Regions from separate parts of the Homo sapiens genome. Here region 2 is linked to region 1. A link is an interaction called in ENCODE POLR2A ChIA-PET data of the cell type or tissue named here. Cell type or tissue: A673. All regions are shown on one strand. Links, peaks and the distances in the headings refer to the core of each region. The heading gives the core; the rest is flanking DNA.

Region 1 (15,068 bases), core at 3,164-11,163:
AACTCATGGACCTAAAGAGGGAGAATAGAGACTGGAGCCTACTTGAGGGTAGAGGGTGGGAAGAGAGAGAGGATGAGAGAAAATAACTATTGGGTACCAGGCTTAGTACCTGAATGATGAAATAATCTGTACAACAAACCCCTATGACATGAGTTTACCCGTATAATAAAACGGCACATGTACCCCTGAACCTACAATAAAAGTTTTTTTAATAAATAACTAACTAAATAAAAACAGCGGTGTCATGAAAAAGAAGTTAGTGTCATTAAAAAACAGCATCATAAAAATGTTTTCCCTGTTTCAGTTTAAAGTAAACTAGAGAAACATAACAACTAAAATCAATGTGCAATCCTTGATTGTATCCTACATTAAAAAAAAAAAACCAGCACAAAGAACATACTTGGAACAACTGGGGAAATTAGAATATGAAGTATGTATTAGATAATAGCACTGTATTCATGTTAAACTTCCTGAGTGTGATAATTTGTATTGAGGTTATGAAGGATACTGTCCCTGTTTGTAAGAGGTACCTGTTGAGATATTTAGGAATGATATCATAATGTCTACAGCTAACTATGCCAAAATAAAATGTTTACATATTACATAGGTTAGCTATTGTCATAGAATGTAGTGCAACAAAATACTTCAAAAATTAGTAGCTCAAAGCAACATTGATTCCCATTGATGCATCTTGGGGTCAGAAGATTTAGGCTGAGATCAGCCATGCTCCGCTTCAATATGTAGGTTGTGTCCAGTGCTGTTCCACGTGTCTTTCATCACTCTTTTATCAATAGACTATCCAGAGAATGTTCTTATGAAAGTAGCAGAAGAGCAAAAGGACAAGCCCAATTATGCAAGCACAACTTGCTTCACTCTGTGTATTAGTTTCCTTAGGGCTTCCACAAGAAATGACTACAAATTGAGCAGCTTAAAACAGTGGAATTTTATTCTCCTGCAGTTGTGGAGGCTAGACGTCCAAAATCAAGAAGTCAGCAGGGTTCCACTCCCCCTGAAGGCATAGAGGAAGATCCTTCCTTGACTCTACCAAGTTTCTGGTGGTTGTGGACAATCCTTGTAGCAGCATCAGTCCAACCTCTGTCTCTGTCATCATGTTGCCTTCTTCCCTATGTGTGTCCATGAGTCTCCAAAATCTCTCTCCTTATAAGGACATCAGTCACTGGATTTGGGGCCCACCCTAATCAAGTTTGACTTCATTTTAATTTGATTACATTTGCTAAGACTCTGTTTCCAAATAAGGTCACATTCACAAGAACCAGTGGTTAGGATTTCAACATATCTTTCTGGGGGACAAATTCAACCCACAACACTCTTAACGTCCCATTGAGGGCCAAAATAACTCATATGGCCAACTCCAAAGTCAAGAGGTAGGGAAGTATAGTGAACCCAATGTAAAGTCAAAGCATATCATGCAGCTAAACTCAGCACCATTGGAGTGAAGAGGTATACATCTCCCATAAAAACTGTGGAAGAGATAACTATTTTTGAATAATGTATGTGCATATATAATGTATTACATAATATAGTAATAGATAAATATGAAAAAGAAAGTGTACAAATGTAGCAAAATTGATAAATCTAGGTGAAAGTAATATGGTCATTTATTATTATATTCAATGAAAACAAATCTGGATTTAGGTAAGGAGCAGCTTTATTCAAAAAAGACTATTACAGACCCTCTGACCATGGAAATCTTCAAATGTCTAAAAATCAAATTTTAAAAAAAGAGTTTAAAAAAGAAGACGTAAACAGGGCTAGCAGGAACTTTGTGTGGGAGCAGGGCAAAGGGGGTAGGATGAGCAGATGGCATGATCAGGGCACTTTAACTGGAGATATGATTTTCCCTCCTGTGGTTGGCCAGTTCTCAGAATAAACTGTTAAGTGGGAGATGTTCTGCTTTTTAGAGCTTGCTCAAGTTTTGGGGCCAGCTAAAGTTCAGGGACCTGTGGGGAGAAGAGAAGCCTTATTAAAGTTTAGTTAAGGTAAGCCAATGGGTAAGTCATAAGTGATTACAAACACTCTTGTAACTCTTCCAAAACTCTGAAATATTTTGAAATAAGATTTTTGAAGTTTAAAAGTTAGTACTAAGATACAGTTTTGAAATGAATTTTTGTTCTCCCAAAACTTCATGATATCCTACTAACTGTGGGTTGTCCCTCTTCCCAACATGTAGGTTTTGATCCTGACTTTACAAGCTACGACGCTGTAGATTTAGTCTGTGGGTTCCCAATTTTACCTTCACCAGAAAGTATACAGGCTTAAAAAAAAAAAAAAAACTGCCACCATGTTTAAAGGTCCTAACATTTTCCAAGGAAAAAGAAAATATTTTGGATTTTAATTCCATCTAGCAGATATTAATAAATCGCCTGGGGCTAACCAAACAGATTAAGATTCAGAGGAACTGAATTGAAAAGCAGCATTTCTGTGCCTGGCTTATTTCACTTAACATAACGTCCTTCATGTTCATCCATGTTGTGACAAATTGCAGGATTTCCTTCTTTGTGAAGGCTGAAGAATATTCCATTATGTACATATACTACATTTTCTTTATTCATTTACCCACCGATGGGCACTTAGGCTGATTCCATATCTCAGCTATTGTGAGTAATATTGCAATGAACATGGGAGTGCTGATATCTCTTCAACATACTGATTTCATTTCCTTTGAAAATATCCCCAGTAGTGGGATTGCTGGATTCTATGGTAGATCTATTTTTAATTTTTTGAGGACCTTCTATACTGTTTTTCATAATGGTGTGACCTCATTTATACGTGGAATCTTAAAAAGTTGACCTCATAGAACTAGAGAGTAGAATGGTGGTTGCCAGGGGCTGGGATGAGGAAGGAGAGGTTGGAGAGCCAAAAGGATACAAAATTTCAGTTAGGAGAAATAAGTTCAAAAGATCTATTATTCAACATGGTGGCTATAGTTAATAACAATGTACCATATTCTTGAAAAATGCCCAAGACATGGATGGTAAATATTCTCACCACAAAAATAATAACTACGTGAGGTAATATATATGTTAATTAGCTGAATTTAGTCATTCTACAATATAAATATGCTACAAAATACTATGTTGTCTATGATTAATTTTATCTGTCAGTTAAAAATAAACTAACAAAAAAAAAGAAAATAAAAAAAGAAAAGCAGCATTGCTTAAACTTCACCTCATAAGAATTTTTTTTGTTTTGAGACAGATACTGACTCTGTCACCCAGGCTGGAGTGCAGTGGTACAGTCATAGCTCACTGTAACCTCAAGTTCCTGACCTCAAGCAATGCTCTCCCCTCAAGTAACTGGGACTACAGGCTTTGTCACCATGCCTTATTTATGTATGTATGTATGTAGAGACAAGGGTCTTGCTATGTTACCCAGGCTGGTCTCAAACTCCTGGCCTCAAGTGATCTTCCTGCCTCAGCCTCCTAAAGTACTAGGATCACAAGCATGAGCCACCACACCCAGCCAAGAATGTATTTGTTAACTTACAATTTTTTTGATGAATTATTTTGAAATTGATTGTATTAAGACTTCCTAGGATGTCAGAAGCTTCTGCATAATTTGTGAATCACTAAATAAATATTTCCTTTTAAAAAAAACCTCCCCAATAGCCTTTTTGATGATGCTAAATAACATTAGTGGGTAGTATACTCCATTTTTTTTTTCTATCGAAATTGCTCAAGGCTATTCTCTGTTTATGTATATTGACTAAGCATAAACATCTTTTTTAATATATTCAGGACTCATAGAACATAAAGAAGTAATAGAAATTAATAGAAAAAAAGGTAAACAATGCAATGTTAAAAAAAGGCAAGAGAACTGAACAAAAACTTCCCAAAAAATGATATTCCAATGACTACAAATATATTAAATAGTGTCTACTTCATCAATAATTAATGAGAAATGCAAATTAATCAGTGAAATGTAAACACAGTCACTCACCAGAATGGTCAAAATTTTAAAAGACTAGTAATTCTAAGTGTTGGAAATAATTTGAGCAACTAGAAGTTGCACTGCTGATGAGAGTGTAAATCAGTACAACTTTTTTTTTTTTTGGATGGCGTCTCACTCTGTGGCTCAGGCTGGAGTGCAATGGCGCGATCTCTGCTCACTGCAACCTCCATCTCCTGGGTTGAAGTGATTCTCCTGCCTCAGCCTCCTGAGTAGCTGGGATAACAGGCACGCACAACCATCCCTGGCTAATTTTTGTATTTTCAGTAGAGACGGGGTTTCACCATGTTGGTCAGGCTCATCTTGAACTCCTGACCTCATAATTGGTCTGCCTCGGCCTCTCAAAGTGTTGGGATTACAGGCGTGAGCCACCACGCCCAGCCAGTACAACTTCTTAGAAAGCAGTTTGGTGACATCACGTAAAGCTGAAAAGAACATATCCTATGATATCAATGCTACTTCTATGTATATATTCCCCCCCAAAATATGTGTATACATGTGCACAAAGTGACACGTACAATGATATGCTATGAGCAGCAGAATAATAAAATAGGTAAATGCATTTTGCTGCATTCATACTGAAAAAGACAAAAGCAGTCCACGAGAGCTAGGAGCTGGCCTGACACTCACAGCTAGGACATAGTGATCTTCTGTTGAACAAAAAATGATTTCATAGGACACCAGTATCAGACAAGGCCATACCATGACTATGATGGAGCAAGAGGAAAATGAGAGCACACCATAAGTGTGTCTAAATACAGACAAAAAAGAGTATTGTCCAATCCACAAAAATGCCCAAACATCTTTCTGTCCTGGCTAGTATTAGTCACTTCAGCTTACTTACCAATCACAGAGTTAGCCTCACCCCTTTCCTCTCACCTTCTACATAAGAATTATCAATATACTCATCATAGAGTTAACTCCACTTATGATGACATCCAATCCAGAGCACTCTGCTTCAAACCTCCCCCAAATCATCTAACACAAGACCAAATATATGTTCTTTCTAACACCGTTTCACTGAGATGCTCCATGACTCTCTATGGTGTACAGCTTCCCTTGTTATAATAAGTCAGTAAATATAACTTTGTTCAACTACAGGTGTGTGTCTGATGGTCTCTAGCTAAAGGACATTGACAATATATTGGTATTTTATACGGTAATGGAAATAAATGAACTAGAGCTAAAGATAACACCAATCTTACATTGAGCTAAAAAATGAGGGAAAGAAACAAAATTCAAAGGATTACCTACTGTACACTTTACTTGATACATAGTTTTGTTTTATTTCTACTCATACTCAAGTAAGATATATAGTTTTCAAAAGAGGCAAAACTAAACTGTTTAAGGATGCACACTTAAGCCAGGTGTTAAAATAACTGACAGAGATTGAGAGATTCATTAATTCCCTCATGTCAGGATGTAATTAATGTTCTGTACACTTTCTACTTTCATTCTTTTTTTCCTATTGGAAAATATAGTTAGATTTCCGTTAAGTGGCCATAATTTTATAGCACCTGGGACATAAAGTATTGAGCACAAATGAGAAATCAAATGTTTTAGGTAATGAGCATGAGACAGCATCAGAAGACAAGTTCTAGTTCTTACACTGCCATGAGTAGCTGTATGAATTGGGCAAGTGACTTCATCACTTCGGGCCTTAGTTTCTTCATCTGTTTTTTTTTTTTTTTAAAGTGGAGAGTGGGTGAGAAGGAGACTGGATCTCATCTTTCTGAAATGTCTTATTAAACATTCTATTATCCTATGATCATAAAGGAAACTCAACAAATATCTCCTATATTTCTATTAGGTCATTTTCAATATGTGTAAGCAATCTTATTTTATTTGCTTTAAAATCCAAAACCAAATATTTATCTTCATTTGATTTATTCATTATATTATCTGGGAAGCAGAGTAGTGTACTGATTAAGAGCATAGACTTCGGAGTCAGACAAAATTAAATTGAGTTTTATTTCTAACATTTGCTAGGTAGGGGACCTTGACATAACCTCTCCCATCTCACTTTCTTTGTCTTTTTTTTTTTTTAATAATGTCTACTCCATATAGTTGTTGCAAGTATTAAATTAAATAATGCATGTAAATCACTTGTCATAGTCTCAGTACATGGAAATCATATCCAATAAATACTACTGCCATTATAATCATAAGTGACAAGCCAGCTGCTCCCTTTGTGCACGTGTATACAGATATTTGGAGGGGGGCGGAGCGAATACGTAGAAGTAGCATGATAGCGTAGTGCAAATCAAGAGGTCAGTTGGCTTAGTCCCCTGTCAGTGTACTTACTGGACCTCAAGTTTCTGAAGGAGAATGTCTGTTCCCATTCCTTTTCCTACTGACCACTTCCTCCACATTCTCTAGCTCCCTGCCTCATATATTTGGCTTGGGCTTCGGAAGACTCTGCAGGATCCTTGTGCTTCTTTCTTGGTCTCTGGATGGACCGCAGAGTGTGCAGATGTAGCTTAAACTTGTTGCTGTTCGCCCACAGCTTCAGTGGCTCCAGACAGCTAGCAGATAGAATGACTTCAGCTTGAACGACTAATCTCATTGGCTTCTCAATTCCCAAGGACTTTTTTTCCTGAAAGGGAATTAACAGGTGAGTCTGTTGTTGCTTTGGCAACAAACTTTCAACCTCTACCTAACTCTCCGGAATGAGAACATATCTATTAATACATTCGCTAGACTGGGGAGTTGAGTCGCTCAATGCAAATTTTCTTTCAAGTGCAAAACAGCTTAATGGGCTCGGCTAGCCTTTGGTGGTGCTGCAGTTAGAGGCTAGTGAAGCGGAGAGCAGCTGTTGCAGTAACCTGTTGCAGAAAAGTGAAAGTATATCCGCAACAGTTGGCTCTGATTGCAGAGAGCGCGCTTGTGAGAACTGATGGCGGGTACGCGCAGAAAATCTTTGCAAAACAGGCAAGTGGGATCTCTTCTCATTTTTCTGTGCATATCTGTGGGGGATGCGACAACTATCCGCTATTCAGTGGCAGAGGAAATGGAGAGCGGCTCGTTTGTGGCCAACGTAGCTAAGGACCTAGGACTGGAGGTAGGGAAGCTGGCTGCGCGCGGGGCGCGGCTGGTTTCCGAGGGCAACAAAATGCATTTCCGGCTCCACCGCAAGACGGGAGATTTGTTTGTGAAGGAGAAACTGGATCGGGAGTCACTTTGTGGCAAAGCCGACCCTTGTGTTCTGCACTTTGAAGTAGTCCTGGTGGAGCCGCTGCAGTCCTTCCGGGCCGAGGTCAGGGTATTTGATATCAATGACAATGCCCCAGTTTTCCTAAACAAGGAGCCGCTTTTAAAGATTCCGGAGAGCACCCCTTTGGGTTCACGTTTTCCTCTGCAGAGCGCCCAGGATCTGGACGTGGGCCTTAACGGTCTCCAGAACTACACCCTGAGTGCCAATGGGTATTTCCACCTGCACACCCGCTTCTGCAGCCACGGGCCTAAATATGCTGAGCTGGTGCTGAACAAACCCCTGGACCGAGAGGAGCAGCCTGAAGTCAACTTGACAATTACGGCGGTGGACGGCGGGTCCCCGCCTAAGTCTGGCACAGCTCACATCCACGTGGTGGTTCTGGATGTCAACGACCACGTGCCCCAGTTCTCGCGACTGGTGTACAGAGCCCAGGTATCAGAGAACAGCCCCAATGGCTCTTTGGTGGCCACGGTGACTGCCGTGGACCTAGACGAGGGCACCAACAAAGCGATAACTTACTCTTTAGCTCAAAACCCAGAAGCAATTCTCAAGACGTTTCAGATTGACCCTCAAAATGGAGAAGTTCGACTAAGAGGACCCCTCGATTTTGAAGCCATTGAAACATACGACATTGACATTCAAGCTACAGATGGTGGAGGCCTCTCTGCCCACAGCAAAGTCCTGGTAGAAGTGGTGGATGTGAATGACAATCCTCCCGAAGTGATGGTCTCCTCTGTGTCCAGCCCACTCCCTGAAGACTCACCACCACAGACAGTAGTAGCCCTTTTCACTATCAGAGACCGGGACATTCGAGTGGGAGGAAAAGTCACCTGCTTCCTCAGAGAAGACCTTCCCTTTGTAATCAAACCTACATTTGGGAATTCTTACTCACTGGTCACTGACAGAAGCTTGGATCGGGAGGAGGTCTCAGGCTATAATATCACCATTGTTGCCATGGATACTGGACCACCTAGCTTGTCTGCCGAGACTATGATAGAGGTGCTAATATCCGACGTTAATGACAATCCTCCAATATTTCGGGAAGATTCCTATATCTTGACTGTTCGAGAAAACAACAGTCCTGCGGTTTTTATTGGCAAAGTCCATGCTGAGGATCTTGATTTGGGTGAGAATGCCCAAATAACATATTCTCTGTTGCCTCCAAAAAACGGAGATCTTTCAGTCTTTGCTTACATATCCATAAATTCAGGCAATGGGAAGCTCTACGCGCTGAGAACCATGGATTATGAGGCCATTCAAGATTTTCAATTTGTGGTAAAGGCAACTGATGGGGGCTTCCTGTCACTGAGTAGCCAAGTTACTGTCAGAGTGGTTGTCCTAGATGACAATGACAATCGTCCAATGATCTTATACCCACTGCAGAACGGCACCTTGCCCTGCAATGACCTGGTGCCCAGGTCTGCAGAGGCAGGCTACCTAGTGACCAAAGTGGTGGCTGTGGATGGTGACTCAGGTCAGAATTCTTGGCTTTCATATCATCTACTTAAGGCCACTGACCTTGGGTTATTTTCTGTTCAAAGACAAAATGGAGAAATCCATACATTAAGGCAGATATCTGAGAGAGACCCCATGATGCAGAAATTGATCATTCTTGTTCAGGATCACGGCCAACCAGCTCTTTCCACTACTGTCTCACTCAACATCCTGCTGGTAGATGGCTTTTCAGAGCCCTACCTGCAGTTCCAGGATCCAACCAAGCATTCTAGAAAGGTAAATCCATCCACTAAATATTTGGTCATTTCTCTGGTCATCCTTTCCTTTCTCTTTCTCCTCTCTGTCATAGTGATCTTCATTATACATGTCTACCAAAAGATTAAATATAGAGAAAAGTTCACAATTCAAGAGCATTTCTATGATGACTGTAATTTCTCTAACAACCTGGTACAAGGACAAGGCAATGGATCCTTATCTCGGCCTTGTCCATATGAAATGTGTTCAGCCACTGGCACTGGTAATAGTGAGTTTCGCTTTCTTAAGCGTTTTATGCCCAACTTCCCTTTCCCTCATGCCACTGGGGAGATAAAAATGGAGGCTGGCTCCAGTTTGCCCCCAAATTCTGATAGGAATAAGTCTCAGAGATTAGAGGGCCATGACCAGGTATCTGATGACTATATGTAGCTCCTATTTACAGGCTCAGTGAGAGAAGAGAAGCAAAATTTTATACTTGGTATGCAAAGATGTTACATCCTCATTAAAACAAAAACTGGTAGTAGATTGCAGCTTTAGTAAAGATAAGAGTACTTAGTTTGGTGAAAATGGGAAACCTAGAGTGAGGCTAGGCTTACTCAATACAAAGCAGTTATCCTGATCCCCAGATCATATATCTATAACCCTTTCTCCAGTTGGAATTCTGTTTAAAGAAATGTCACCCTCTATAAATGCATATGTGGTAGGAACTTCTGCTTTTCCATCTCTGTGCTAGCAAGTAATGAATAAGCCATTATTCACATTTTCCTTAGAAGTTCATTGGTCCTGGCCCAGGAAATACTTAGTTCCATAGAGAGATCCTTTTATTTGCCTCTAAATTATTTTCCAGTAGAAAGTTATGCATGCATAGGGAAGAGAACTACCTTCCCTTTTTGATATATTGGGAAGTGATTAGGTTTGACAAGCAGAGATATAGTTTATTATTCAGGAATCTCTAAATTCTTGTCCCTGATGAGTGATTATCTTTGATCAATACCTTGCCTGCAATCATTCATAATCATAATCATGGAAATGCCTGGTAAATGGTGATCTTCACAAATAATCATGGTGGGAGGAAGGGTGGAGAAAGAAAAGGATTTCACTTATTTGCAAATGTGAATAAGGGCAGACATAAGGATAAAGAGATTCAGTTTAGGAATGTTCTCCAAAATTAAATTAGATGTAGTTGTTTTTTTTTTTTTTTTTTTTTTTTTTGAGACGGAGTTTTTCTCTTGTTGCCCAGACTGGAGTGCAATGGCACGATCTCGGCTCACTGCAACCTCTGCCTCCTGGGTTCAAGCGATTCTCCTGCCTCAGCCTCCTGAGTAGCTAGGATTACAGGCATGCGCCACCATGCCCAGCTAATTTTTTGGTATTTTTAGTAGAGACGGGGTTTCACCATGTTGGCCAGGCTGGTCATGAACTTCTGACCTCAGGTGATCCACCAGCCTCGGAAACCCAAAGCACTGGGATTACAGGCATAAGCCACCACGCCCAGCCAGATTTGATTTCTTGATTGTTTGGAGCCATAGGCAAGTCTCAAATCTCCCTCTTTTATATCCAGATGTCTATCCTTGCAGTCCCAGAGAAAATCTATTTGAAAAAACGGAAATGGAGGGTGGGTGAGGAAAAAAATAAAGTATGACGGCTGGGCACCGTGGCTCATGGCTGTAATCTCAGCACTCTGGGAGACGGAGGGAGGCAGATCACCTGAGGTCAGGAGTTCGAGATCACCCTGGCTAACATGGCAAAACCCTATCTCTACTAAAAATACAAAAATTAGTCAGTCGTGGTGGCACGCACCTGTAATCCCAGGTACTCAAGAGGCTGAGGCTGGAGAATCGCTTGAACCTGGGAGGTGGAGGTTGCAGTGAGCTGAGATTGTGCCACTGCACTCCAGCCTGGGCAACAGAGTGAGACGCTGTCTCAAAAACATAAAAATAAATACATAAATACATAAATACATAAGGCCTGCTGTAGTTAATAAGTGTTACAGAACACTCTAAACTATTTTGTGCCATTAAGTGTACACAACATTTATTGTAAACCATTTTGTAGTTTGTAGAGCAAATATAAAATAAAAAGACATTAAAATTAAAAAGTTCATTAATACTAATTAAGTGGCATTAAGGAAAGACACATTTTCAGGTAGTACTAGATTTGATTGTAAGCCATTTTCCTCTCTGAGTATTCTGAAGTTAACACATGCAAACTGAGAAAAAGTGGCATTTTTAGTAAATCATTCATAAAATGAAATGGAGTGGGGAGACAACTTAAGCTTCTCTTTGATCACCACTGTTTGATTTCATAAGCTATTCTGAGCCCTCTCATTCTAAAATAAGCCAATGTTAAAACATTAACATATTTCAGGGATTCTCCCAACACTGCTAACTGTGCCTTGAAAGTCAAAAGTTTGCTTTAGAGAAGGGCATGGTGGCTCATACCTGTAGTCCCAGCTACTCAGGAGTCTGAAGGAGGAGGATTGCTCAAGCCCAGGAGTTCAGGGGTGCAGTAAGCTATGATTGCACTTCTGCACTCCAGCCTGGGCAAAAGAGTGAAACCTCATCTCAAAAAAAAAAAAAGTGTGCTTTAATGAGGCTTTAATTATATTCCTTATTTTATAAAAATGTGTGTAAATTCAGACTCACTAGAATACATCCTCTTGGTATTTTAAGGGTAGAGCATTATCTTTTAAAATACTTCTTAAATATACCAAATCATGTTTATTGATACAAACTTCATTCTTGGACTTAATGACTGATACCTAATGGCACCACCTGGCTGTTTACCTGTTGGCCAGGAATACACTAAAATTTAGTGCTGTTATTTTTTAGATGTTAGAGATGCTTAGGGCAGAACTGGTGTAACCTATGGCTGCCTTCAATGTTAAAATGTTAAAGAACAGATGAAGCAAATGCACTATATCAATGAATTGCTTTTATTTTTAATATTAAATATTTTACATACATTGAGTTATGATTCCGATTTAGAGTAAAGGTTTTCTTGCACAAAACATAGAATAAGTGTTCCAGTGTATTTGTGTTCCAATTGGTGAAGGCATGCTGAAATTTCTATTTCCTTTAAATGAAAAAGGAGATAGAATTTTTATTTATTTATTTATTTTTTGGAGACAAAGTCTTGCTCTGTCACCCAGGCTGGAGTACAGTGGCATGATCTCGGCTCACTGCAAACTCCGTCTCCTGGGTTCAAGTGATCTTCCTGCCTCAGCCTCCTGAGTAGCTGGGACTACAGGTATACATTACCACGCCCAGCTAAATTTTGTGTTTTTAGTAGAGACGGGGCTTCGCCATGTTGGCATTTCGCTATGTTGGCCAGGCTGGTCTCGAGCTCCTGATCTCAGGTGATCCACCCGCCTTGGCCTCCCAAAGTGCTAGGATTACAGCACCATGCCCAGCCTAGAATTAATTTTTATGGGTAAGCAATAATTAGTTAATAAAACATGCTTAAGTAAAAGCTACTGTATTAACTGTGTTTCATTACACTTAATGATGTGAACATAATCAATGGAAACTGGCTTAATGTCAAGGATAGGAAAAGAAAATGGTGTAGATTCATGATTTTAAGACTTTGATATTCAAATAGCAGTGAAATTCATGAATACATATATACACACATACACAATGGACAGAAGATGTAGATTTGTCAACTTTTTATTTTTTCACATTAAATGAGATAAAATCTACCACTTCACGCCACCATTATTCCATAAACGAAATGGCATTTTAATATAAAAATGGTTAAGATAGGCTGGGCATGGTGGCTCACACCTGTAATACCAGTACTTTGGGAGGCTGAGGCAGATGGATCACAAGGTCAAGAGATGGAGACCATCCTGGCCAACATGGTGAAACCATGTCTCTATTAAAAATACAAAAATTAGCTGGGTGTGGTGGTATGTGCCTGTAGTCCCAGCTACTTGGGAGGCTGAGGCAGGAGAATTGCTTGCACCCAGGAGGTGGAGGTTGCAGTGAGCTGAGATCATGCCACTGCACTCCAGCCTGGCGACAAAGCAAGACTCTGTCTCAAAAAAAAAAAAAAAAAAGAAAAAAAGAAAAAAGAAAAAAAAAGGTAAGATAACAATCTCATAAAAGAAACCATCCTTTAAATTTAAAAAATGTATCGATTTAATAAAAAATTATTTTGCCACCATTTTTCTTATTTTTGCCTTAGGTGAAAATTTTGTCACTCTAATTTTATTCAGACTTCAAGTTCCCAAGAAAATTCCAATCCTACCTGATAACTTAAAATAAGAATATATCAATTCACTGAATGTGAAGTAGGCCACTTGTTTTTGGAGAGAACTCTGTACACCAGCTGAGATTAAGTCCAGGTCTCTATCAGCAAATTAAGACAAAGAATGGAAATAATTAGGGCAATTACTCTCTCCAAAGTGTCAAGTGATATTATAACTATTTCTATGTATTCAAAGCTATAACCTAAGAACCTTGAAAAGTGTCTTGTACAAAAAGGCTTTTTATTAGGAAATAATTCTAGACTCATAAAATTGCAAAAATACTATAGATAGTTCCTGTATATCCTTCACCTAACTTCCCGGAATGCTAACATCTTATATAACCATAGTAGTTATCAAAATTAAGAAATTAACCTTGGTATAATTCTATGAAGTAAACTACAGATCTTATTCAAATTTAACAGTTTTCCCCCAATGTCCTTTTTCTATTCAAGGATCCAATCCAGGATCCTGCAAAGCATTTGTTATGGCTCCTTAGTCTCTACCACCTGTGACAGTTCCTTACTCTTACCTTGTCTATCATGACTTGAGATTTTTGAAGAGTACTAGCCAGTTATTTGTAGAATGCCCCTCAGTTTGGGATTCTTTGTTTTCTCATTATTAAACTGAGGTAATGCATTATTGGGAAAAATACTGCAGAAATGATATTGTATCCTTTTCAGTGCATCACGTCAGCAGGTATGTGATGCCAATGTCACACTACTGGTGATATTAATCTTTTTTCTTTTATTGTGGTAAAGAACTTATAAAATGTACCATGTTAGCCATTTTTAAGTATGTTAGCCATTTTTAAGTAATGTTAAGGTGATGTTAATTTTGATCGCTTGGTTAACATAATGTCTGCCACGTTTCTCTACTATAAAGTTACTTTTTTCTCTTTGTAATTAATAAACACTTGGGGGATATGCTTTGAAACTATGCAAATATGATGTTTCTGCTTAAACCAATTTTAGTATCCATTGCTAGATATTTCCTGTGGCAATTAATATTGTGGCATTCTAATGGTGATTTTCTATTTCTCTATTTCCTTTTACATTAATTAAAATTCTTCTGGAAGGAAAACTTGTTACTTTCCCCCCCACTTATTTAGTTAGTTATTTCTTTACATAAGGATACCTGGATATCTCCTCTATTATTTGGGTTACAAACTAATCCTATCATTTACTTTGTTGTTCAGCAAACTCTTTTATCTGAGATGAAGAGCAGATTTTTAAGACTGGAATTATCCATATAGAATACATTTTTATCAAAATTAGTATTTCTTTGTAACTCTACATGTTAGATTATTTTAAACAATCATAAAGTAACCCCATTAAGGTTCATGCATAAAGTTTTAACTTTAAATGAAAATTATACTAACATAATTTTAAATTAGTCATACATTTTAAAATAGATATAAACTGAAAATTTTAAAATTTGTTGTGCAGACATGTTTATATAGTTTAAGCTATATATACCTGAGATACTATTTAAAAATAGACTTATATGCTGAAATTAGACTTACAGATATACAAAAAATGGAATTGGTCTGTCTGATATTATGTAATTCTCCTAAAAATAAAGAATTTCTTTATCATGTTTGTGCATTTTTTGTTGTTTTCCATTTAGGGATGAATTTGTCTTATTCTTGGAAGCATAATTCATTCATATGATTATCCCATATAAATAGCTATTTTCTGTAGAGTTTAATATCTTCAAAGTATGTGACTAAGTGGACATTCATTCTTCAACCAAAAGTCTGACTTCATTTTCAAATATGTGTAACACTTTTAAAAAACATTATTAAAGTATTTGTTGTGTTTATATAACACTGAAACAGGCCGGGCATGGTGGCTCACACCTGTAATCCCAACACTTTGGGAGGCCAAGGTGGGGAGATCACCTGAGGTCAGGAGTTCGAGACCA
Region 2 (15,068 bases), core at 1-8,000, 65 kb before region 1:
TGGAAAGTGATCAGATGACCTACTTTTGTAAGATCAGGAATGTTGATGGCTCTTTTTCTTTTATATTTTTGTTATTCCCTTTTTTCCATACATACATGATTTCCTTACATATATGATTATTTTGATTTTATACCTAATGCTCTTCAGGAGTTGAAAAAGGATAACAAGGAAAGTGTGTGTGCACGCATGTGTGCATGTGTGTGTGTGTGTATGAAGTTTTTGGGGTTTGTTTGTTTGTTTAAATCAGGTACCTTTCAAATGCTTAGGTCATCCAAGCCATGCAGAGAAGATCTGGTGGCCTTATGCACAGAGATGACACTGTTAACAAAGATCTTTTGGTTGAAGACTATGGAAACCCACCCAAAGTAGTAAGGAAAGAAAGAGAAAAAGAAGGAAAGAAAGAAAAAGGAAGGAAGGAAGGAAGATGGTTTCTCATGGAAGTGGAAAATTATCGGAACCAAGGCATTGTTTTGAGTTCAAGTCAAAGTCAATCTGCTTCTCTCTGCACATCAACAACATTCTGCAGACTGACTTTTAGTGCCTTGGCATGCATGTTGCCAAACATGACCGCCTCACAATTTCTTAGTTTAGAGGGATAATAGGGACTATTTCCTAATCCAAACTTTCAGGAAAGAGAACCTGCTAAGTTGTGTAAAAAACCTAATGGCTGGGTGAGTATAGGAAAATTGCTTAAACTCACATTTGCTTGGTATCCTTATTCTTGCCCTATCACTAAAGCAGGGTCATGTAATAGAAATATGGCTTTGGAGGCCCATCGCTGTGGCAGTTTTCAGAAAGGGAAGATTAAGTGTTGGTAGAGACCACAAATTGTGTCTACTCTAATCCTCTATTAATAGAACATCATGATGATAATAGTAGTTACTAATTATTAAGCCATAATATGCCTAGACACTGTGCCAAGTACATTGTATGTGTGGTCTCATTTATTCCTTAAGTCAAGCTTGCAAGGGATTTATTACATCTATTCTACATATGAGAAACTGGAGAGGCAGAGAGATTAAGAAATGTACCCAAGTTCACGTAGCTTGTAAGTGGCAGAGGGTAGGATTCAAACCCAGATGTGTTTAGTTTCAAATCCAAGTATATCTAGCACTTATATTCATAACATGGCTGGCTTGCAATAATCCATTCAAATTCAAATACATATCTACATACATAACAGATGACAGAATGTGTGTGTAAAAGGTTTTTTCCCAAAAATAATCAGATGCCTTTCAAATTATTAAGTAACATGCAGCTAAGGGCCCATTTTTACTGGCAACTTTAAGGGCATTCGTTGATTCTAATCAGCCAGGATTTGCTATTTATGGATGTTGCACAATTCAACTAAAAGTCACATTTGTCCAAAAAATATACGAGTTGAAGCAATTCATTAGAGAGCTAATATTGCCAGATTGCAAGGGGAAAAACATAAAATAGTTCATTGACAAATCTGTACCCTCAGTGCCAACGATGGAGTGAAGAAATGATGGAGGAGGAAGTGGTTTTAGACTGCCAAGTGTTGCAGGATGTGGAGGCATCTGGGAAGGTGAGAACTTCCCAAAGAAGCCACGTGAAATCATGACTTTCTACCTTGCCTTTATTTCAGAGTTTTTCTTGCTCTTATGGAGGCATTGTAGGTCGACCTGGTAAGCCACAAACTAACTTTGAATACATTCTCCCTCCCATTGGTGATGCTGGTTGGTGTGTATTCCTAGGCAAATGTGGAATAGGAACCATGTATTGATATTTCATACATCTGGCCAAGTCCCTCTTTCAGATTCAAAAAATGTTGAGAACCTATCTTTTTTACAGAGATAGAGAAGGGGATCTCCCTTGTTCCCTTTCTTACTGTCCCAGCCCCTCTTGTATAACCCATTTTATCCAGAACTGTGCCTGGCTGCTGATGCATGAGTCACAGTCTTCATGGACTGTGCTGGATAGAGCTTACATCTTCCAACTACTCCATGGCAACCTAATCATACTTTTCAATACATACCTCTGCATCAGTGGTGTAAAGTTAAAGGGATTCTCTGCCTTCTCCCTGTCCTTCTGGTACTTTTAGGTTTTTAGGACTCAATATATGTTCTGCACTGCTTGGAGGGAATATGGCATAAAGATTAAGATTATGATTTAGAGTCAGATTTGAGTTGAATTCTAATCCCAAGCTTACTTGCTGGGTGAGCATAGACAAACTGCCTGAATTCATATTTTCTTAATTACCCTTTCTGTAAATTGGGTGTAGTAATAATAATAACACCTATTTTATTGAGTTACCATGAGAACTAAAGGAGAAAAAAAGAACTGAGCATAGTGCTTGACATATAGTTAATAAATGTCTAATCTTTTTTTTTTGAGACAGAGTCTCGCTCTGTCCCCCAGGCTGGAGTCCAGTGGCACGATATCGGCTCACAGCAACCTCTGCCTCCTGGGTTCAAGTGATTCTCCTGCCTCAGCCTCCTGAGTAGCTGAGACTACAGGCGTGTGCCACCAAGCCTGGCTAATTTTTTGTGTTTTTAGTAAAGACGGGGTTTCACCGTGTTAGCCAGGATTGTCTCAATCTCCTGACCTCGTAATCCGCCTGCCTCGGTCTCCCAAAGTGTTGGGATTACAGGCGTGAGCCACCGCGCCTGGCCTAATCTTCTTACTCTTTTTTCTTTCTGGACTACTTTTCTGCAATCTATGATATAGTGTTGGCTGATAGCCTGGTGGCCAGAATTCAGTAGTTCTCATTTGCAGGCCCAGATATAGACCCTCTGAGGTTATCTGGGTCTATATAATCCAGTCACCCCAACTGTTCCCCTGGAAATGGAGTGAGGAGGATTTATTAGTTGCTGCCTGAAGAAAAGGGAAATGCTCCAAAAAATTTGGTTGTTTCCAGACTCAAATAGAGCCTGCCTTTCATTGATTCTGTTGCCCTTAAAGCTTCACGGTGAAGATGCAGTTGCTTCCAAAAGGCTTCTTTCTGGTGCCTAAGCCTCCTTATACTTGCTTCAGAGCCCTTTCCGTGAACCAGCTGTGTATTGCTCTTCTCATCCCAACACTTGCAATGGCTGAATAAAGGAAGTGGGGCCTGCCTTACGCTAATCCTCGTTCATATGTGTTTCTTAAAGTTATTTTTCCTTCACTGATGAATTCCTTTTTTTTTTTTTTTTTTTTGAGACAGTCTCGCTCTGTCGCCCAGGCTGGAGTGCAGTGGCACGATCTCAGCTCACAACAAGCTCTGCCTCCCGGGTTCATGCCACTCTCCTGCCTCAGCCTCCTGAGTAGCTGGGACTACAGGCGCCCGCCACCACTCCCGTCTAATTTTTTGTATTTTTAGTAGAGCCGGGGTTTCACTGTGTTAGCCAGGATGGTCTCAATCTCCTGACCTCGTGATCCGCCCACCTCAGCCTCCCAAAGTGCTGGGATTACAGGCGTGAGCCACTGCGCCTGGCCTCACTGATGAATTCTTTTGCTTTTTAAAGAAACTGTTCATTTATTTTCACAGTCTGCAAAAGCCTAAGATAAAGATGCCACACTCTGAAAGGATCAACAAGGGCATCACCAAGTAATGTTTTCTGCAGGATAAACAAGTCAGGCATTAAATTGGTTAATCCTGATTACTGGCCCCTTTCTCTAGCCTCCCCTCTGTGTGAGCAGACCCGGACCACAGGCTTTCTTATTTCCTTTCAGCTTCCCTTGAGACTGAGCAGAGAGAGAAAATTAGCTAAATCAGGAATGCAGGGAATACAGTTGCAGCCTCTTCTTCAGATGGAGGAATGCGTTTTGGGGGGAGGGACATTAAAGGGCCAGTCGCTCATGTTACAGCTCTTTTTAACTTCATGAGTACTAATGCCCTGAAGAGGTTTTAATGAATGCCCTCTTGTGATCAGTTCCTAGGGCAATCCCAGGTTATAAAAGGACTGCCCCTGCCTGTGAGGGAACTGGCCTGGCTTCAGTGGGCCAGGCTGCTTTGTTATCTGTTATTGGTTTTTCCAGCTCCTCTTTCTACATTTCAAGGGATCTCAGGCCTTACCTAAGGCAACAGTACATTAGTTTTAGAGTGGGAGATGCTCACAGTTTTCAGAAGAGTTCAGAAAGTTTCAAAACACACAGCACTGCAGAAGATAACATTATAGCTTCTCAAGACCCCAGGGGATCTGGGACTAAACAGTGAAAGATTAATTAGGTAGCGGAAGCCACTAAGGCAGTGAGTCTTAGTTAGAGAACTTTGGTTTAGACAATGGTTCTCAAAGGGGCAGCAACACCAACAATACCCGGAAACTTGTTAGAAATGCAAATTCTTAGGCCCTATCCTAGACTAATGAATCAGAAATTCTCAGGATGGAGGCTGGGTGTGGTCGCTCATGCCTGTAATTCCAGCACTTTGGGAGGCCAAGGCAGGCAGATCACTTGAGGTCATGAGTTCGAGACCAGCCTGGTCAACATGGCGAAACCCCATCTCTACTAAAGTTACAAAAATGAGCTGGGCGTGGTGGCAGGTGCCTGTAATCCCAGCTACTCGGGAGGCTGAGGCAGGAGAATTGCTTGAACTCGGGAGGTGGAGGTTGCAGTGAGCTGAGATTGCACCACTGCACTCCAGCCTGGGTGACAGAGTGAGACTCCATCTCAAAAAAAAAAAAAATAATAAATAAAGAAAGAAAGACATTCTCAGGAATGGGACCCGGCAGTCTATGTTTTAACAAGCCTTCTATGTGATACCAATGTACTGTGAAGTTTTAAGAACTGGTCTAAGGTAAATATTCCTGAGGTTGTCTTATATCATTACAGGGTCAGAATGCATGCAAGGAAGCCATCTGTTTATGGTTCTTGTGAGAAGCAGGGGGCCTTTCCCCATGCCCGAGAGATAATTGTTAAGAGCTCAAGCTTGGGAGTCAGTGACCCTTTCTGAATTCTACCTCTGCCACTCAGTAATTGTATGTTCCTGGGACCATTACTTAACTTTCCTGATTCTCAGTTTCTTTCTCTATAAAATGGGGAGAATAGTGGTGTCTACCTTATAGGGTTCTTGGAAGAATTAGATGAGATAATGCACACATATTGCAGAATCTGAAGAACAATCAGGGTTTAGTAAATAGTAGCTATTTTTAAATGATTTTTCCAGGTATGAGTCTATCCTACAGCTTCAAAATTTAGACCCAGGTTGTTCTGAGTATTCTCTGTGGGAAGAATCTGCTATAGAGAAGATTTTTTTAAAGTGCCTGTCTCTTTGTTTCCTTAGGGGATTGCTTTTGCCCTGATTTGCCACATCTCTTTACTCTGTGGAAAATGGACAGTTTATGTGCCCTAGTTTTATATGGGGATTTATATTCTTAATTGTCTCAAGGATTCTTACCTGTCTGACAAAACCAACTCCCCATGGAAAGACTCCATGGAGACTCCATCTCTGATCCTTCCCCAGAAAGAAAGCATGATTCTTAAGTTTTTTAGAATCTGTTTAGGAGCACTGTCAACATGAATTTTTCTATTTCATGAGTGAGTGCAGCCTCGGGCCTTGTTGGAGAATTTAGAAAGCATGCTGTTCCACTAACCTGTTCAACCTCAACTTCTGCCGTTGTCATAGCAATGACAGTCCTGGGAGGTGTGTGCATATCCTTATTAGGAAAAAAAAATGAGATCAGGGATCTATGTGAGTGGGGCAGCTCCCGCCTGTGAGTATCCTTCGCTGTCACCTGCCATCTGACAGCCCAGGAGTGCCAGCTTGGCTTGGCTTTCTCTACCCGAGGAAAGTAAGTCCTTTTAAGATGCACTTTTACTTTCTGGGGTTGTGAAACTCATTGTGTTTGCCAGAGTTCTCTTCGCAGCTTATGTAAAGAATTTGTTTGTTTTGGATTGACCTGAAGGGAGGAAGCAAGGGTGTGGGAAGGGGAATTAGCATCCCCTACCTAGGAGAAGCCATGAAGCTTACTTAAGTCTCTGCTGGCTCCATCCATTCATGACTTTCTTCATCTTCTTCTTGGGAAAACACTCTGTACCTTCCACTTTTAATGGTCATGTAAATAAAAGACTAGAATGGAGATGTCCTGGTTTTCTGAAATTAAACATTTTTGTTTATGAATAGACTCTAAGATAATTCTTTCCCTAGACGCTCTGTATTTTCTTGGACCTCTCATTTGCCCCATAGTAATTATTCTAGGATTGGTGGCCTGGGCAGAATACAGTCATGGTTAAGACCATGATACATAATAGAAGAATTTCTTCCGTAACAGTAGCCCCAAACAGAGATCACGTGTCTCCTGAAACCTATCCAGTCTCATGTGCACTCAGATGTACGATCCTGGATATAACATTTTAGAGGGTGTAGTGAGGAGAATAGAACAACACTGTTCTCTTAGGCTGCAGTTTCCTTCAAGCCCCACGATGGAGAGAAGCAGGCTAATGCAGGGTAAGGAAATAGAGACTTATTATAGTTTCTTCAGTTATCATTGATTCCTTTAATATGCCAGCTACATTGAGGCAATACAGTCTGGCCTCTGAAAACCTTGTCAGGAGAAACAACTTTTGAATATATCTTAGAAAAATAAGACACTTTATCCCTTCTTTTGTTTAAGAGTGTTGCATAAAACAGGAGAGTTTCTGAATTACCCTCCCTTCTAGCTTTCTTTATACACCATTCTTTGTAGCTGAAGTTTTAAGCCCCTTGTCAAAAGGGAGATTCAAGTTTCTGCTGGGGACATCTCAGTGTCACAAAGGGCCAAGGAAGTAGGGTCTCACCAACTTTGCCACCTGACTCAGCTCAAAGGTGATAGGTCACCTGTGTGACTGAGAGCTTTGTGGGAAAGATGATATGGAGGGTGGAGAGTCTGCACTTCACTCTGTGGGAAAAATTGCTGAGGTTGTTTAGAATTGTTAGGCTTGGAACTCCTCCTGGGAGGTGCTTGAACAAGAAAGACCTGCTTATAACCTGAGTTGAGGGCAGAGGAGGAAGATAGTTTGTAATTCCTTTACGTTTTGTGGCTCCGGCAAGCCCTGTCCTCAGCCTCACTGACACAAGTAAACTAAAAATGAAAGTCTGTCCTAGTGACAGCAAGGGTCTTTCATGGCAATATTTTAAAAGAAACTCTGCCCAGATTTCAAAGGAACGTGAAAATTTTATCTTCAGAGGCAGTCAGCTTTGCAGTTGAAAAGGCCATTGCCTAATCTGGAGAAACATATTCAGTTCAAGCACTGGCTAGAGACTAGAGGCCCCCAGGAAAGGGCCATAAGATTGGTCACTGCCAGGAAGCCTGTCAATGAGTGTGTGGACTGGAGAGGAATCTTTCTCTGCCTCAGCACTTGGAGTCTCCGTTATTCACAATCAGAAAAAGAGGGAGAGCAGAGATAGATGACATTCCACGTTTTTCTCGGTGAGACCAAGAGCTTCCTCAGCAACAGCCCTGCCTGAAATTGTCTATCTCCAAGGGCGTGGGCTAGGCAAAGGATGGGAGAAGTCAGTCCTGAAGATGGTAATACTTAAAGGAAATAAGGGGGACAAAGGATGCTTGTGCTACTATTGAAACAGGAAATTGAGAGCTCTGTAGAAGTCAGACTCAAGAGGCATAATAATAGAAAGTTAGGGTATGAAAAGGTGACTTTTAAGAACCAAATGTGGACCCGAAAGAGAACAAAGAGAAGTTTATTGTAACTAGCGTTGTATTCCTTGTCTGCTGGATACCAAACAATGTACCCCGGGTCTTGAGATTATCGATGCCATTGTCTGTAAAAAACCAACCAAACAAACTTTAAAAATAAGTAAAGCCTGCCCTGTACAGAAAATCTAATAAAGCAAATTTGTTGGTGATGTTCCAAGAAGGTTCACCAGCTTGGGCTTTCAACCAGCATTGACCCAATCTTGTGTCCAGAGCTGTTGCTGTAGGTGGTATCATGTATCAAGCTGAATAGTGAGGTGACATTCCCCAAGTCTTCTCTCTTGTCTTTTTTGACTGTGCATCATAGATACTGTATTACCCAAGAACACACACCTGTTCGATCTCTTTTCCTATAATCACCTGGAGTCAGATGAATACCGTAAAGGTCTGTGGTAAGACTAGAAGCCTCAGCCAGTATGAATGATTTACATTAGATGCACACCAAGCTGCTTTCGGAGAGTCCAGATTTATGGGGATAAGAGCATCACTAGGTATATCAACAGCCCTAGGGTGGATACCTTTGAGCCTGTAAATTTGGCTCTGTGTTGGACGATGAACCATGGAATACAGAAGAAGCTCCCTTCTCTCAGCTAAAGCCTATTAGCAAAAATAGAGCCCTGAGGACATTGTATTTTAAGTGTATGTTCCAGTGAGTGGGTCGTTGCTGGGTCAAGTTTTATAAGTCTTTAAATCCCATACTGTTGCCTCCTGGACTGTAGAAATAGTCTCTTAGAACAAGAGAAAGGAAGACAATAGCTACCATTTATTGAGAACTGTGATAAGCACTTTACATATGTTGCATACTTAACTTTGAGAGAAGTACATTATTATTCCCATGTTTCAGATAAAAAAATTAAAGCTCATAAGAATTAAGTGGCTTTCTTACATTCACACAGCTAGTAAAAATGTTTTTTGCTCACCATTGTATTCCCATTGTCAAGCAGGATGCCTAGCACACAATGATGCTCAATAAATTTTGTTAAATTCATTAATAAATGCAGTGGTAAAGGCAGTATTTGAACTCATGTCTGCTTGCTGCTGAACTCTATACACTTAACACATTACTATTATCTTGTCCCGCATGATACATGAAGGGAATAGCTTGGTAACTTGGAAAAGACTATTTACTGTCTGAGTTCTAGGCCAACTGTAGGGTGTCTGTATTTATTTCCCATTATGCTATAACAAATTAACCATAAACTTCATGGCTTAAAACAACACAATGTATTATCTTACAGTTCTGGAAGTCAGAAGTCCACAGTGAGTTTCACTGGCTAAAATCAAGGTGTGTTCTTGCCACTATATAACAAGGATCCACTTTCCTTTAGTTTCCAATAACAGGCTCCTTATTTCTACCTGAGCCCTCACTGGCAGCACCTTTAATGCCATATTTGTAATAACAATCTGTTCATGACAATTTAGGTTTGCTCCTCACTTTTTTCTGAGTCCTCTCTAGTAGAGCCATTAATATGCATATTGCTACTAGCAGCCTGTTCAAGGTAATGTAGGCTCTTTCTATCATGCTCTTCAAAATTCTTCTAGACTCTGCCCATTTCCCAATCTCAAGGCCACTTCCGCATTTTTAGGCATTTATAACGGCAGAACCGCACTTCCAGATACCAAAATCTGTATTAGTTTCCTAGGGCTGCCATAACAAATTAACACAAAATCCCTTTTGCCATGTAACATAACATATTCACAAGTTCTAAAATTAGAATGCAGTCATTTTGGTGGGGCCATTATTCTGCCTACCACCCGGTCTTTCATGTTCAGGCAGAGGTGGCTCTGTGTGTGTGTGTGTGTGTGTGTGTGTGTGTGTGTGTAAGTTAATTTCAGTAGAGAATGAGCTAGAGTAGAGAAAGAGAATTAAGGTGAGATGTGTCATGGAAGAACAGTGACTGATGATGCTAACTTTGCTCAATCAAGAAGTGTGATCCATTTAAATCATGCTTTCAGTGATCTATCCAATCAGATAAACTACTCTCCCTTCCTGGGAAGAGTAAGGAAGGAAGTAGAGCTAAAGATGAAAGTTCTTTTCGTAGCACATCCCTGCAAAGGATGGGAGTATTGTTTTGGTGGGCATTCCCTTTTCTAAGAGCAAAGATGGAAATGTGGAGAGAGGAGAAAAATGGTTCCCATTACATTATTGTGTTCTGGACTTAGAGATATTGTTCTGCCCCAGGTCTAAGAATATTGTTCCAAGAGTTGGGAGCAGGCAGCAGAGGACAGTACTCTTTAGATCACCCAGAGGCCAATCTGTAAGGATTCAATCCTGGGGCATGGTAGCTAATGGAAAAGTCACTGTCACAAGTGATGCCAGGAGATGGGGCAACACATATTGCCTGCCTTGTATGCATCTAGCGTCTGTGTCTAAGTGAAAGCAGATTATATCCAGAACTTCCCTGGAAAATAGAAGAAAGAGCCTGATTGGTGTGTATGTGTGTGTTAGGGGTTGAGGGGTGGGTAATGTTCCTGCCAGTATTCGTAAATCCCACCTGCTTTTCCTGTGATGCTTCCTGTGTTGGGGATAGGAGGGTGGGATGGTTCAGGGTCAATTTTATGGATCCATATGTATCTAAGGATGTGTTTGTTTTTTGGGAACATTTTGTATAACAACCAGTTTCACTCTAGCTCCCTCCTTGATATTCTAAACAAGCTGGATATCTCCAAAGCTTAGGCCCTCTCCATACTTACAGCAGCTCTGACTGGAGATTAAATCACCCCTTATACTGCTGACAATGATTAGGCCATGGGACCCATGAAAGAGCCTCCCCAGAGTCCAGCATCCCCTGTGGGCTCCGTGTGTCATCAAGATGTCAATCCAACTGCTGTTCCTGCAGTCTGCAATCAGCAGGGCTATGTTTATTCAGCGGTCAGTGTCACATCAATTTCCTTCTGTTGCAACAAGTATAAATGGATTCTAAATATTTGCCTTTGGGAAATTTCTTTAGAGGGAAACTCACTAAAGCTAATTTTTTTAGCTTTTTGGTATGTTCTCTCTGAATCTGGGGATTTAGATATATAAATTAGCTTCTTTGGTCTTTTCTTGCCCAGGGTCACAACCTTGCCTCCAGGATAATACCTTCTAAGTGTTTGTGATTTGAAGGGCACTACGAAGATCCTCACAAAAACTACCTCCCAGCCGGGTCCCTGAAACTCCATCATTAACCACCTTCATCAGCATTTCTCTTTTAAAATCCTTATTCATTCCTGTTCTCCTTCTTTCTTTCTCACACACACACACACACACACACACACACACACACACACACACACACGGGGAGAGAGAGACAGAGAGAGAGAGAGATAGAGAAGTGAAGTATATAGTATCCTTTCTAGGGATGCTTTTCTTGGCTTGGCTCCAATAGAGAATTTTGTTGGGACCCTCTATATATAGTCGTGTACCAAATAATGACACTTTGGTTAACAATGGACCACATATGTGACAGCTGTCCCATAAGATTGTAATACCATATTTTTACTGTACCTTTTCTATGTTTAGATACACAAATACTTGCCATTATATTACAATTGCGCAGTATTTTGTACAGTAACATGCTGTGCAGGTTTGTAGCCTAGGAGCAATAGGCTATACCATATAGCCTAGGTATGTAGTAGGCTATGCCATCTAGGTTTGTGTAAGTACGCTCTATGATGTCCATACAACAAAAATGCCTAGTGATGCATTTCTCAGAACATATCCCCATTGTTAAGTGATACATGACTGTAGTCATCATCAAACATTTATTAAGCACTTAGGTCAGGCCAGGCTCTGTTCTAGGTGATGCAGATATAATATTAAATATAACACAGTCCTGCCCTTATAAATCTAATGGTGAAGGGAGAAATGTAAAGAAATATGATGGAAATATTACATTGTCATGTGATAAGGGCGACAATAATGCCCTACGTAGGTAGGGTCAACGAAGGGGAAGGAAGCTGGGACAAACCACCAGGGCCTGTTGGTCCAGAATGGGACCCAGGGTCTGTCTATGTTATAATCAATTCAAACCCTAGGTAAATAAGGTAAGCTAGGCTGCCTTTCTTGAGACAGTCCCCAGATTGTTTTCACAGGGCCCAAACACTCTCAGCAACCATGAACAGTGGATGTTGTGGGACCTCAGAAGATGGAATTGGAAATTCAGGGGACTAAGTCAGAGATTATTTGACATTTAATACTGGATATTGAGGCCGGGCGCAGTGGCTCACACCTGTGATCCCAGCACTTTGGGAGGCTGAGGCGGGTGGATTGCCTGAACCCAGGAGTTTGAGAACAGCCTGGGCAACATGGCAAAACCCCATCTCTACAAAAAAAATATAAAAATTAGCCGGGTGTGGTGGCATGCACTTGTAGTCTCAGCTACTTGGGAGGCTGAGGCACGAGAGTCACTTGAACCTGGAAGGTGGAGGTTGCAGTGAGCTGAGATCACACTACTGCACTCCAGCCTGGGTGACAGAATGAGACCCTGTCTCAAAAAAAAATTTAAAATACTGGGTATTGCAGGATGGCAAGTAGGATGTGGAGAGGAAGAGAATTCCAGGCAAAGGAAACAATGCGTGCATGCAAAAACAAAATACAAAAAACTGAATTGTGTAGTCTGGGTTAATAAGATGAGTGCATTTGATGGATGTGGTAGAATAAAGAGATGTTAGGAAATGAGATCAGAAATGTAGACTGGAATCAGATTTTGTAGGACCTTAAACATCCTGCTAAATAATTTGTAGTTTCATTTGTTGGCCATGGAGACCCACTAGAAGGTTAGTTGGTTTGTTTATATTTAGGAAAGAAGATTCTTTTAAGTTTCCTTAACTCTACTGAATTTTCAAAAATCAACCTACAGCAATCCAAACTTATCTGTGGAGATACATTCCAAGACCCTCAGTGGATGCCTGAAACCTCATTTAGTACTGACCTTTATATACATTATGTTCTTTCATAGGTGCACCTATGATAAAGTTTAATTTATAAATTAGGCACAATACTCTTGTGCTTTGGGGCCAGTATTAAGTAAAATAAGGGTACTTGAATACAAGCCCTTTGATACCAAAACAGCCAGTCGGATACCAAGACACTTTCTAAGTGAACTAACAGGTGAGTAGTGTAGACGGCATGGATAGGTCGGACAGAGGGATGATTCACGTACTGGGCAGGATAAAGCGGGATGGCTCGAGATTTCATCACATTACTCAGAACAGCTTGCAATTTAAAACTTATGAATTGTTTATTTTTGAAATTTTTCATTTAATATTTTCAGACTAAGGTTGACTGTGGGTAACTGAAGCCTCAGAAATCAAACCTCAAATAAGGGGCGATCACTGTACTGAATAATATGTCAAGATGAGCTATGAGCTTTTAACTTAGTGTTTTTCTTCTCCCAAACCAAATATTGGAAACTTTGGAGTGTTTAGAAAAGGAGAATCGAAAAGGGAAGTAAATGCAGCATTTTTTTTAATTGTTAAATAAAGGGCTGGGCTTGGAAATGTTCTTAGGTAATCCTGGTGGATTTGGTATATCATGTCTGAGAAAATGTGGAGAGTGAAGGGCAGGTTTAAAATTTGTCTCATGTTAGTTTCTGAAGGGAGATAGCCTGGCATTGCACAGTGCCTCACATTTCTATCGTATCACTTAATAATTGTGCAACCTGTGCTTCAGATTTATCAATGTATAAAAGAGGAGAGACCATAGGCTGTTGTAAGTATTAAATGACATAATGCACGCAAAATGCTTAGAACCATGCTTAGTTCATGGTAGCCACTCAAAAATGTCGTCAGAACTATTACTACTCAGTTTAATGCTCCTAGCACTTAACACAGTGCTTGGCACACAGTAAAGAGGATTCAAGATGTTTTTGCTAGATTACATGGAATGGTATGGAAGTGTGCAGGGTGGTGTAGAGGGTTCTCCCATTATCTTGCCTTCCTTATACTGCAATGTGCTGACAGCACCTCCATTTTATACCCTCAATGCAAGGATATCACTACTTGTCTAGAAATGGTTGCTCAAGGCTGAGAAGTGACAGCAACACAGAGCCTGGGATTGCTGCCAAATTTCAAGAAGCACAGATTGTAACAAAGTAAGGGGGGAGGGTAGAGAAGAAAAGTTTGAAAACCCAACCAAAGTCAGAAGCCATTTTGTTGTCGGCTGAAATAATGCCTCATAGAGTTTCAGGTGGGGCAGGCAGTGTGAAAACTTTGGGAATAGTCAGTGTCAAGTTGTGGTGCTAAGGGAGGAACCCAGTAGTGCTCAGGCCTGGGCAAGTCTGGCTTCTTGGGGCCCAGCATTTAGAAAGGCCCTGTGTGTTTTGATATTATGCTGTCACTATCTTGAAGTTCTTGATAATTTGTTAACAAGGGCCGCCTCCCCCCATTTTCATTTGGCAAATTTCACTGGTTCCTGCAAATTATGTAGTTAATCCTGGGTGCAGGCTAGTTTTTGAACCATGTTGGGCTAGTATTCTTCTGAACCTCTATCTCTTTGATTTAATTACAGAAGAAACAAAAGTCATAACAAATTATATCTGTGCAGGACTAAAATAAAATGAGTAGTGCCTCACTCCCTACATCCAATCATGCTTTCCAAAAGTAACCACTACCAATAATTTAGCGTGCATCTTCAGAATTCTTTATATGCCTACATTTTAATGTATTTTTAAATAAAATAGAATTACATTGTTGAAGTAAATATTAAAAAATATAGCATTTTTGCATAGAAATATTTATTTCCCTCAATCCCACTCCCCTTTGGTGAAGCAACCACTGTTAACAATTTTGTGTGTATCCTCCAATATTTTTTTGAAATTAATGAACTTTACTTTTTAGAGCAGTTTTAGGTTCACAGGAAAGTTGAGTAGAAAGTGCAGAGTTCTCATGCACTCCTGCTCTCCCACATACACAATGCCCCCACACCCCCGCCACAGTGACATCCTGCCCAGAGTGGTACATTCATGACAATTGATGAAACTATATTGACATCATTATTGAAACTATCATTACCACCCAACTTCCATGTTTACTTTAGGGTTCACTCTTCCAAATATTTCTTGCATCACTTAACAATGGGGATACACTGAGAAATGTGTCTTTAGGCAGTTTTTTCGTTGTACAAATATCATAGAATGTACTTACATAAACCTAGATGATATAGCATACTACACACTTAGGCTCTATCGTATGGCCTATTTCTCCTAGGCTACAAACCTGTATATCATGTTACTATACTGAATACTGTAGGCAATTTTTACACAATGATAAGTATTTGTGTATCTCAACATACCTAAACGCAGAAAAAGTACAATAAAAATACATTATTATAATCTTACAGGACAACTGTCATATGTGTGGTCCGTTGTTGACTGAAACATGATTATGGGGCGCATGACTATATAGAGATTTTCAAAAAGCAAAATGGGATAATGCAATATGTATTATTATACAGCT

Evidence for each region. Peaks named below come from ENCODE experiments on the same cell type or tissue, not always from the same donor. Only the 100,000 strongest peaks of a DNase experiment are listed, where the experiment ranks them.
Region 2: POLR2A ChIA-PET joins it to region 1 with 5 read pairs; 4 of 35 experiments call an interaction of 5 or more read pairs at or near these places.

Annotation. Positions count from the first base shown.
Region 1 is chr5:141,044,606-141,059,673 of GRCh38, forward strand. PCDHB1 (protocadherin beta 1) reads left to right here and starts at 6,769. Exons shown (of 1, transcript NM_013340.4): 1 at 6,769-14,741. The coding sequence starts at 6,866. The coding sequence ends at 9,322. It overlaps PCDHB1-AS1 (PCDHB1 antisense RNA 1), which reads right to left. Exons shown (of 4, transcript NR_105056.2): 2 at 13,145-13,245; 3 at 6,274-6,565; 4 at 1,600-1,961. It also overlaps PCDHB@. RefSeq lists an enhancer at 6,350-7,178. In A673, for the core only: no CTCF peak of the experiment used is centred there; no DNase peak of the experiment used is centred there; H3K4me3 peaks cover 1,487 bases.
Region 2 is chr5:140,982,601-140,997,668 of GRCh38, forward strand. The region is part of intron 3 of PCDHA1 (protocadherin alpha 1); the gene reads left to right. All of the region lies in intron 3 of PCDHA2 (protocadherin alpha 2), which reads left to right. The region is part of intron 3 of PCDHA3 (protocadherin alpha 3); the gene reads left to right. All of the region lies in intron 3 of PCDHA4 (protocadherin alpha 4), which reads left to right. It also overlaps PCDHA5, PCDHA6, PCDHA7, PCDHA8, PCDHA9 and PCDHA10, and 7 more genes. Among named protein-coding and RNA genes, the nearest start is that of PCDHAC2, 24 kb to the left of the region's middle. In A673, for the core only: no CTCF peak of the experiment used is centred there; a DNase peak (open chromatin) is centred at 3,691; H3K27ac peaks cover 2,317 bases.